Linked DNA regions of Homo sapiens: region 2 is linked to region 1. A link is an interaction called in ENCODE POLR2A ChIA-PET data of the cell type or tissue named here. Cell type or tissue: PC-3. All regions are shown on one strand. Links, peaks and the distances in the headings refer to the core of each region. The heading gives the core; the rest is flanking DNA. Region 1 holds the start of RPF2 (ribosome production factor 2 homolog). Region 2 overlaps LAMA4 (laminin subunit alpha 4).

Region 1 (5,378 bases), core at 260-5,259:
GCAACCTCCACCTCCCAGGTTCCAGTGATTCTCTTGCCCCAGCTTCCCAAGTAGCTGGGACTAGAGGCGTGCCACCACGCCTGGCTGATTTTTTGTATTTTTAGTAGAGATCGGGTTTCATGGTGTTAGCCAGGATGGTCTTGATCTCCTGACCTCATGATCCGCCCACCTCAGCCTTCCAAAGTGCTGGGTACAGGTGTGAGCCACTGCTTCCGGCCTACATTTTAGACCTGCAAAACTGATTTCAGACTTCTGACTTCCTGAAGTATAAAATAATAAATGTGTGATAATTTGTTACAACAGAAATAGGAAACTAATACCAAACTCTCTTACATTGCTCATGGGAATTTAAGTGGTGCAGGTGCTTTGGAAAACAGTTTACCAGTGCCTCAAAATGTTACACTTAAGAGTCAGCATATGACCCAGCAATTTTTCTCCTAGAGAATTGAAAATGTATGTCCACACAAAAATTTGTACACTAATATTCAAAGCAGCTGGGTGTGGTGGCACGCGCTTGTGGTCCCAGCTACTCGAGAGGCTGAAGCACTAGAATCACTTGAACCCAGGAGATGGAGGTTGCAGTAACCTGAGATTGCATCACTGCACTCCAGCCTGTGTGACAGAGTGAGACTCTGTCTCAGAAACAAAACAAAGCAAAGCAAAACAAAACAAAAAAACACAAAGCAGCATAATCCATAATAGCCAAAAAATAGGAACCATTCAAATGTACATAAGCTGCCGGGTACAGTAGCTCACGCCTGTATTCCTAGCACTTTGAGAGGCCAAGGCGGGTGGATTACCTGAGCTCAGAAGTTCAAGACCAGCCTGGCCAACATGGTGAAACCCTGTCTCTACTAAAAAATACAAAAGTTAGCAAGGTGTGGTGGTGCGTGCATGTAATCCCAGCTACTTGGGAGGCTGAGGCAGAACTGCTTGAACCCGGGAGGTGGACGGCGCAGTAAGCCAAGATCGCACCACTGCACTTCAGCCCTGGCGACAGAGCAAGACTATGTCTAAAATAAAAAAAGTACCTAGGTTGATAAATGGATAAACAAAATGTGGTATATCCATACAAAGGAATATTATTCAGTCCTAACAAAATGGAAGTACTGATCCACGCTACATGTATGAACCTCAAAAAGATAGTGAAAGAAGTCAAACACAAAAGGCCATACGTTGCACGAAACCATTTATATATGTTCAGAATAGGCAAATCCATTGAACATAAAGTAGATTATTGGTTGCCAAGGGCTGGCAGGAGGGGGAAGTGGGGCATGGACTGCTACTGGGTGTGTGTGTCAGGGGGGTTCTTTTTGAGGTGATTAAATATTCTGGAATTAGTGGTGATATTTGCACATCTTTGTGAATACACCAAAAATCACTGAATTGTACACTGTAAAGGGGTACATTTTATGGTATGTGAAGTATATGGTAACTTAAAAACTGGGGAAAAATCACGAACAGCAGTACATTTTCTGCGCATCTTTTATGTACTAGGCAACTGTGGTAGTCATAAATTCTGTCACACAGATCGCATAGTTGTCAATAGTGCCCCTTTCACATCAATGTTTTTAGTGCTTATGTGAGTACCTACCGTGCAATCAATCAACCTTTCTAGCATCCTGGGATTCCTTGAAGAATAAAATCTGGTTTCTGAATACCTGACTCCAGGTATGCACACTAGCGCGTACATCAAACTGCGAGGGTCTATGTTATTTTATTTTATTTTTATTTTATTTTTGAGACGAAGTCTCGCTCTGTCACCCAGGCTGGAGTGCAGTGGCGCGATCTCCGCTCACTGCAACCTCCGCCTCCCGGGTTCAAGCAGTTCTCCCTGCCTCAGCCTCCCGAGTAGCTGGGGTTAGAGGCGCCCGCCACCACGCCCGGCTAATTTTTGTATTTTTAGTAGAGACGGGGTTTCGCCATGTTGGCCAGGCTGGTCTCGAACTCCTGTTATCAGGTAATCCGCCCGCCTGGGCCTCCCAAAATCCTGGGATTACAGGCGTGAGCCACCACGCCCGGCCAGTGTTACTTAAAAGTATTACCTCGCACCTGTAACTCCAGGAAAGAGCCGGGGCAAAAATCCGTAACCAAGACAACAGGGCGCGATTCCAATCAAGATGGCCGCCAGCGCCTCTAGACGCCCTCTACGAGGCCGTCCCCGGAAGTGGCGTTACGCGCAGCTTCCGGTTCCGCCTGTTCCGGCGCACGTAATCGCCGAGGGCACGTGCATGCCCCCTGGTTAAGAGTTGCAGGTAGCGGTAGCGATGGACACTCTGGATCGAGTAGTGTAAGTGCGCTGGGTCTCAGCCCCGGGGAGCGTTGGGGTGAAAGGGTCCCGTGATGAGGGTGGTACTGTCTCGGCCTCTCACTCTTCCTGGTTACCCCTCTAATTACCTGGGTGGGGGCCGATCGATCACCAGCCCGGGTCCTCCTCAGCGCGAGCTGCTTGCCAGGAGACAGTGGGGAAGCTCTCAAGTGGGAGCCGTGGGATGGGAGGGATGTGGGATTGAAGCGTTGGCCGCTTTTATCCTAGCCAGTTGAAAAACGTCTGACTTCCGAAGTATGAGACAGATGGTATAGTGGGGTTAGGAGCACAGCCCTCGGAATCCGACAGATCTGAGTGACAGTCTGGCGCGTCCACTTAAAGCTTTGTGACTTTGGGTCATTAAATATCTCTAAATCTTAGCTTATTCTGTAAAATAGCGCTCACCATAGTCATACTTCATAGAGCTGTGAGGGTTAGTTTCGAGAATGTATGTAGAGCCTTTGCTGCAGCACGTAGAAATGTTCATTAGTTTTTTCTTTTCCTTCCAACTTTGTACACTCCTCTGAGTTATCCTTGAATGATACCTGTTTTAAATTTGTTCAAGAATATTTGGGCTAAACAGCCCTGCTGTTACTTGCTGTGATTTTCTTGCTATTTACCTAAGTTAACATGTATCCAAAACGACAGTTTTAGTCATTCAGAGATTTTGCACACCTGCTATGCCTCTAGCTGTTTGGACTACAAAGAGTAGTTTACTAGGTATTGGGACTAGTTCACACGTTAATTGGGAGCAGGCAGCTAATAAAACATGTTAATTGCTATTTGCATTTGTTGCTGTTTAATGAGATACAAAAGATAGAATAATTTGTATCTTTATCAACCAGTAAATGATCAGAAGCTTTATATGTGACATTATATCTGGAGGAGTATTTTAAAAATCTACATGGGAAACTTAAGTGTATGTATGGTCTCTTTTTCTTCCCAAAGTGTCCATGGGACTGGACGAGGGAGGGTCATAATTATTTGGGAGGAAGAATTCTTTCAGTAGATGGCAGAGAACTGTCTGAAAAGCAAGGTGCTCATTGTAGAGGAAGCAGAGGTGAAGCCCCTCTTTTGAACAGAAGTGTGTAAAAACATGCCACTCCTACTGTCACATCATAAAGTCAGAATAATGAATTTATTTTCCCTTCATATTTTACAGGGTAATTGGTCTAGACGAATTTTTAAATCTAGCTTTAAAAAATTTGTTTTTTTTTGAGACAGGGTATCACTCTGTCACCCAGGCTGGAGTGCAGTAGCCCCATCACAGCTCACTGCAGCCTCGACCTCCCTGGGATCAAGCAGTCCTCCTACCTCAGCCTGCTGAGTAGCTGGGACTATAGGCGCACACCACCACAGCTAATTTTTGTATTTTTTGTAGAGACAGGGTTTTGCATTGTTGCCCAGGCTGGTCTCGAACTTCTGGGCTCAGTGATCCATCCACCTTGGCCTCCTAGAGTGTTTTTATTACAGGCTGTGGGCCACCTCCCAGCCCTAGCTCATTTTAAAAATTGGCCTGTTTACTTGCTGTGTGATCTTGGGCACATTACCTGTCTGTTCAATTGCCTCATCTGTAAAGTGAAGATAAGAATTGTAACTCGCGCGTGGAGGCTCACGCCTGTAATCCCAGCACTTTGGGAGGCTGAGGCGGGGGGGTGGGTCACGAGGTCAGGAGATCGAGACCATCCTGGCTAACACGGTGAAACCTCGTCTGTACTAAAAATACAAAAAATTAGCCGGGCGTCGTGGCGGGCGCCTGTAGTCCCAGCTACTCGGGAGGCTGAGGCAGGAGAATGGCGTGAACCTGGGAGACGGAGCTTGCAGTGAGCCGAGATCGCACCACTGCACTCCAGCCTGGGCGACAGAGCGAGACTCTGTCTCAAAAAAATAAATAAATAAATAAATAAGAATTGTAACTCTCAGGATTGTGGTGAAGATTAAGCCTTAATAGAGTGACTCCATGTAAACATCAGCCTTATTATTCCCCATTGTTGGCAATAATACTGGCATTCTCAGCAATGATGTTGGAGTGCAACAGTGTATACTTCCTGGCAGGCATTGTGGTCTTAAACCTAAAAGAAAAATAAGCAGTCGTTAGTCTTATGTTTAGTAAATGTCCACAGGTTGATCAGCAGTTGATGCTCAATTCTTTGTATTAGGGTACAGGATACAGTTTGACTACTTAAAGTTTGAAGAAAAAAGAAGAGTAAGAAAGAGTAAGAGAAAAAAAACAGCAACAGTATTTACTTGAGCCTTTTATTTTTTACTTAAAAAAAAGATTGGAAAGAGCAGTAATAAAAGAATGGTGGGAATACAAAAATGAAAGCTTTTTTTTAAAAGCTATCAAAACACTTATTTAACAATAATAAGGAAATATCTTTTACTAATATCTACCAAAAAAGTGAGATTTTGGCCGGCCCTTGTGGCTCGCACCTGTAATCCCAGCACTTTGGGAGCCGAGGTGAGCGGATCACCTGAGGTCAGTAGTTCGAGAATAGCCTGACCAACATGGCGAAACCCTGTCTCTGCTAAAAATACAAAAATTACCCAGGCGTGGTGGTGTGTGCCTGTAATTCTAGCTACTCGGGAGGCTGAGGCAGGAGAATTGCTTGAACTCAGGAGGTGGATGTTGCAGTGAGCCAAGATTGTGCCATCACTCTCCAGCCTGGGTGACAGAGTGAGACTCCATCTCAAAAACAAACAAAAAAAAACAAACAAAAAAAAGAAAGTGAGATTTTTTTTAAGGGTGGAACCCTAAGTGACAAATATGTTTTTAAGAATTTTCATATTAGTTAAGTCATGGCTTTGCAATGTGAGGAAAATGTTTAAATAGTTATGAATTGTGCTTTTCTGAACAGAAAGCCCAAAACGAAAAGAGCCAAGAGATTCCTTGAGAAGAGAGAACCGAAACTCAATGAAAATATTAAAAATGCCATGCTGATTAAAGGGGGAAATGCAAATGCAACAGTGACAAAAGTACTTAAAGATGTGGTAAGTATATATACTTAATCTTTAAAAGGTATTGAAGTCATTTTAGAATTTTCAGCATGCTAGGATGGGCTGTCGGAGA
Region 2 (5,378 bases), core at 243-5,242, 1.2 Mb after region 1:
CCTGGGAGCAAGCTGCCAGCAGAAAGCCTGAGTTTTCCTGTGTTCCTCCATGTTAAAACTATTCTGGGCAGAACCCCCATCTAAGCCTTACGGTGTTGCCTGTCTGGGTGGGCACAGCTGCTTAATACTGGGACTGAATGTCAGCTACCCCACTTGGCTAAGAGACCTAAAGCCATGCCTGCTGCTTAGCTGCTTCAGAAATAAGGCAACCTCCTTGGTCTCTGTATTTACTATTTTATTTATGTTTCCACCTGTTTAGAACTTGGGTTCTGGAAAGGGTCACTATTTATTGGTTAACTCCCTCAGAGACTCCAAAACCAATGAACAGGTATTTCCCCAGCTTTTTGCAACCAGCCCCCAGCCCTTCCCCGCAAACTCTATAGATGTATTTATAGCTACACCTACACAAAAATTTCTCTCCAATTTTAAGAGGAAAATGTTCATTTTCTGTATAAAGCATGCTGCCCCATTGTCTTGGTAACCCCGTTATTCATTCTTGCTTTCTAGCTACTGACTCTTCTCAGATATAAACATGCTCAAGTATCTCCCGTCAAAAAACAAAACAAACAAACAAACAAACAAAAAACCTTATTCTTTCACTTTAGGCTCCCTTCTAGCTTTTTCTCTTGCTTTGACACAGTGCACTTTACAGAAATGTTTCTTGCCAAGATCACCAACACCTGGCCCCAAATCTCCAGATCCACTTGACATTTTCCCATCCTTATTTACTGGACCCATCTGTGGTTTGCTACAGTGTTGGCCACTGTCTTTGCTTAAAACTCTTTTCTTTTCCTAGCTTCTGTGACTATGCTATCTCCTGGGTCTCCTCTTTCCCTGACCAAGAAAGAGACCGTGAAACTTGGCATTTGACTCCCAGCCCTTTCCTCTCCCCTGAGTGATCTCACTTCTTTCTCTGAGGGCAGTCTTTGAGTATTCTAATCCATTCTCCACTGTCTTGCAGGAAAGGTAATCTTCCTATTAAGAAAATCTGACCATGTTATTTCCCTTCTCAGAATCAGCCAGTTGCTTTGCAGGAATGAGTCCAATTTCTAAGCATGACATCATCAGCTGACCGCTCTTCTCTCACCAATTTCATCAATTCTCATGACCCCCAACCTGCTATATCCCATGGTCTAATCTTGACCAACTGGTTGTTGTTTTAATGCTCCACAATTTTTTCTGGTCTCTTACCTCTGCAAATATTTTCCCTTTCTGGAATAATTTTCCTTTATTTTCTGTCTAATCTACCTGGAAAGCTCTACTCCTCCTTTCAAATTCAGCTCAAATATCACTTCCTTTTTGAGGCCATCCCTAACCTCCTCAGGATGAGTTAAGTGTTGCCATGTGTTTTTATTATTCATTCATGTGTCAAATGATTGTAATAATTTTAAGTGATTATTTAACTCATCACATCATACAATCCTAGGAGGCAGGAACTGAGTTTAACTTATTTTTGTAATCCCAGAATGTAGCACAAAGGGTTTGTAGTACAAAGGGTTTACTTTTATGGAGGCAGTATTAAACCTCTAGCCATTTTGGTTGGTCATCTGGGGAACAATACTTTGAAAAAAATGTTTTTAATTGTATAAGTGGAAAATAGACCATGGACATACCACTTTTACTCATTCATTCCATCAACAAATATTCCCTGTGTGCTCATTATGGACCAGGAACTCTTCTGGGGGTAGAATACCTTTGAACACAGTCTCCACTTTCAAGGAATTTACAGTTTAGTGGGAGAGATACAGGTAATAAACAAGTGATCAAACAAGCAAACAAGCTAATTTCAGGGAGTAAAAGATATTTTGAATAACATATGACAGGTGGGGTGGGATGAGGAGTGAGTGGGGTAAGGGGTTCATTTGGATGTCAGGGTCATAAGGACACCAGCCATTTGAAGATCTGAGGGCAGCAGGTGCAGAAATCCTGAGGCAGGAAATAAGTATGGTATATTTGAAAAATAGAGAGGAGTTTGTTGGGCTGGAGTGCAGTGAGTGAGAAAAGAGTTGGGTATGTGGTCAGAAAAGTGGGTCTGAGCTGGGTCATGTAGGGTCTCATGGGCCATGACAAAATGAGCTTGTTTCTTACTTTAAGTGCCACTGGGGAGTGTCTATAGTAGAAATAATGTTGGTTATGTTTTTAAAGGATTGTTCTGCTACTGCATAAAGAATATGTCTTGAAGGACAAGAGTGGAGACAGTTGGATCAGCTAGGAGGCTCTGGTGGCAATTTAAACTGTAGATGAGGTGACTTGGACCAAAGAGCAGCAGTAGAGACAAGGAAAGTGGTCAGAAATCAAGATTCAAGGCCTGGTGTGGTGGCTCACGCCTGTAATCCCAGCACTCTGGGATGCCAAGGCAGGTGGATCATCTGAGGTCAGGAGTTTGAGACCAGCCTGGCCAACATGGTGAAAATCCATCTCTACTAAAAATACAAAAAATTAGCCGGGCATGGTGGTGGATGCCTGTAATCCCAGCTACTCGGGAGGCTGAGGCAGGAGAATTGCTTGAACCCAGGAGGCAGAGGTTGCAGTGAGCCGAGATCACTCCATTGCACTCCAGCCTGGGCAACAAGGATGAAGCCACGTCTCAAAAAAAATAACAATAAAAAAATAAATAAAATAAAATAGAAAGAAAGAAATCAAGATTCATTTTAGAGATAAGGAGAAAGGAGAAAGCAGTAGTGACTCTGGAGTTTTGATTTGAGCAATTGGGTTGTGCCATTTATTGAGATGGAGAAGACTGGGGAAGGAGTGGGTTTTATTTAAGACATGTCAAGTTTGATATGTCTATTATTAATACATCATAGATGAGACTGTGACTTTATTACAGTCGTACTGAGTTCTGACTTGAAAATGTCAAGTTAGCACTCGGATATAGGAGTTTGGAACTCCGTGGAGGTGTCATAGCTGGAGGTATAATTGTGTATTCATTGGTGTGTAATTGTTCTTTAAAGCCAAGGGAGTCAATGAGATCAGCTAGGGAGAGAGTATAGGTAGAAAAGAAGGCCTAGGACCAAGCACAGAGCCATTCATTATCCAGAGCAGAGATCAACATGGCCCAGTGTCAAGTGCAGCTCAAATCTTTTTTTTTTTTTTTTTTTTTTTTGAGACAGGGTCTCACCTTGTCACCCAGGCTGGAGTGCAGAGGCACCATCACGGCTCACTGCAGCCTGCACTTCCCGGGCTCAAGTGATCCTCCCATCTCAGCCTCCTGAGCAGCTGGGACTGTAGGCATGCACCACCACGCCTAGCTATTTAAAAAAAAATTTTCTTTTTTGTAGAGAGGGGGTCTCACTATGTTTCCCAGGCTGGTCTTGAACTCCTGGGTTCAAGCACTTTCCCCCACCTTGGCCTCCCAGAGTGCTGGGATTAGAGGCGTGAGCCACTGCACCAAACCAAAGCCTGTTGAGCTGAGAATATATCTTACATATTTAAACGGTTGTAAAAAAAAATTAAAAACAAACAAAACCCAGAAAAAAATAAGAGACAGTGGTTGTACGTGGCCTGCAGAGCCTAAAATATTGACCACTTAGAGGGTGTGCAGAGGCGAGGCTAGCAAAGGGGGCTGGGAAGAAACCGCTAGCCAGGGTAGAGGCCATGAGCGGTACCAGAGCAGCCAGGACAAGGGCGCCACCTGGTGTTTAGAGGAGGGAGGGCTGAGAAAGCCCGGGAGAGACAGGCGGGTCGCTGGTGACCTGGACAGGAACAGTCTCAGTGAAGGGGATGGAACCCCCTTCAGAAACGGCCGAGTATAGGGGACAGTGGGAGTCTGGGAGGTAGAAACAGCAATGATAAGTCACTCGAGACATTTTGCTGTGAAGCTGAGCAGAATGGTAGGGCAGAAGTTAGAGGGGATGCAAGCTTTATAAAAGATTTTTTTACAGGGCTTTTTTCTTTTTGATATTTAAAAGATAGGAGATAGTACAGCACGTTTGTACGCTGATGGTAATGATTAAGTAAAGAATGAGAACGGGATGATTCAGAAGAAAGGGCATAACTTGAGGAGTGAAACCCTGCAACCTGTTTTCAAGGCCGGGCAGGAGAAGGAATGCTTACAACGGAGGGGAGGCAGAGGTGTGGGCACAGATGCAGGCGGGCCGGCGGATCTGGGGAGGAAGGATGAAGGGAGTTCTCTTCTCTTTGTTTCTAATTTTTCAGAAAGCAGGAAGCCAAGTCACCAGGCAGAACTGATAGCATGGGAAGTGGGTTCCCACCAGTCGCATGCAGCTGCTCTGGTATGGCCATGGTGCTGGGGATGAGTCAGAAATCTCAGGTAGGTACAACAGAGGAACAGGCAGATATGGTAGTTAAGGGTATTTTGAAAGAATTATTATATTTGATAATTTGAGCTGCTTAAGGAGGGAAGAAAGGACATGAGAGGGGTACGGTAAAAAAGGCAGGGAGGTCTCCATGTGGCCAGAGAATTACTGGAGTGGGCATTCTAGAATAAGTGAGATAGGAGATGGTGCTCTGGGAGGGAGGTGCTTGAAACTAGGGTTTGGGAGGAGGTACTGTTACTGAGGACAAGATCTGGGTATGGCCATAGGTGGGAAAACAGAGGTGGACTGGAGGATAAGCTTGCTGGAAAGGGCAAGTTCAAGGAGCTGGAGGTCAGAGAGTCGGTGACTTCATCCATATGGATTTTGCTGTCACCAAGGAGAGTGATGGGAGTCAGTTTGGAGAGAAAGACAGTTTGGTGCTGAAATAGTCAACGGACAATCAAATGACCTTAAAGTGATATCTTTCGAAAGGTAATAAAATGAACTAAGAGTAATTTCATGATAGTTCAGTTCACTGCATTTTATTGGAAATTTTCTACTTTTACAAAATGTGACTTTTATTGATTTTGAATGCCAGATTTATCAAACACAACTTTATGAGTGAAGAGTGAGTAGGATGGATCGAGAGCAGCATTTTCAATAGAACTCTCTGCAAGAAGTTCCACTATATTCAGTGGCGCAATGCCTGTTTCTGCACAATGCTTGTGCCACTGAATATAGTAGCTGCTAGCTATGTGGCTGCTGAGGACTTGAAAAGTGGCTAATGTGACTGAAGAATTAAAATTTTAATTTTATTTAATTTTAAGTAATTTAAATTTAAGTAGTCATATGTGGCTGGTGGTCATCGTACAGTGCAAGAAACTAAAACATTCAGTCATCTGATCTTTATAATGCCTGCTCACTGGTTAGATATGAATTTATTATTATTCTGTGACACTGAGCTGCTGTTGTAACCTGCTGGAAATACAAACCTGAACAAGTCACGTGCGTCCTTACCTTTATTATATCATCAAGTTCTGAAAGAGTTAGACGAGGTGTTGTCAGAGAGTCCGCAGATGTGCTCAGAGACATGTTCACCACTTCCATTTGTTCCCTCAC

The links. Peaks named below come from ENCODE experiments on the same cell type or tissue, not always from the same donor. Only the 100,000 strongest peaks of a DNase experiment are listed, where the experiment ranks them.
Region 2: POLR2A ChIA-PET joins it to region 1 with 10 read pairs; 2 of 35 experiments call an interaction of 5 or more read pairs at or near these places.

The regions. Positions count from the first base shown.
Region 1 is chr6:110,979,840-110,985,217 of GRCh38, forward strand. It overlaps RPF2 (ribosome production factor 2 homolog), which reads left to right and starts at 2,199. Exons shown (of 10, transcript NM_032194.3): 1 at 2,199-2,290; 2 at 5,167-5,299. The coding sequence starts at 2,268. In PC-3, for the core only: no CTCF peak of the experiment used is centred there; a DNase peak (open chromatin) is centred at 2,152; H3K4me3 peaks cover 2,515 bases; H3K27ac peaks cover 656 bases.
Region 2 is chr6:112,159,884-112,165,261 of GRCh38, forward strand. LAMA4 (laminin subunit alpha 4) reads right to left here. Exons shown (of 39, transcript NM_001105206.3): 13 at 5,277-5,378. Among named protein-coding and RNA genes, the nearest start is that of LAMA4-AS1, 74 kb to the right of the region's middle. RefSeq lists an enhancer at 3,709-3,758. In PC-3, for the core only: a CTCF peak has its summit at 3,630 (motif pointing left); no DNase peak of the experiment used is centred there.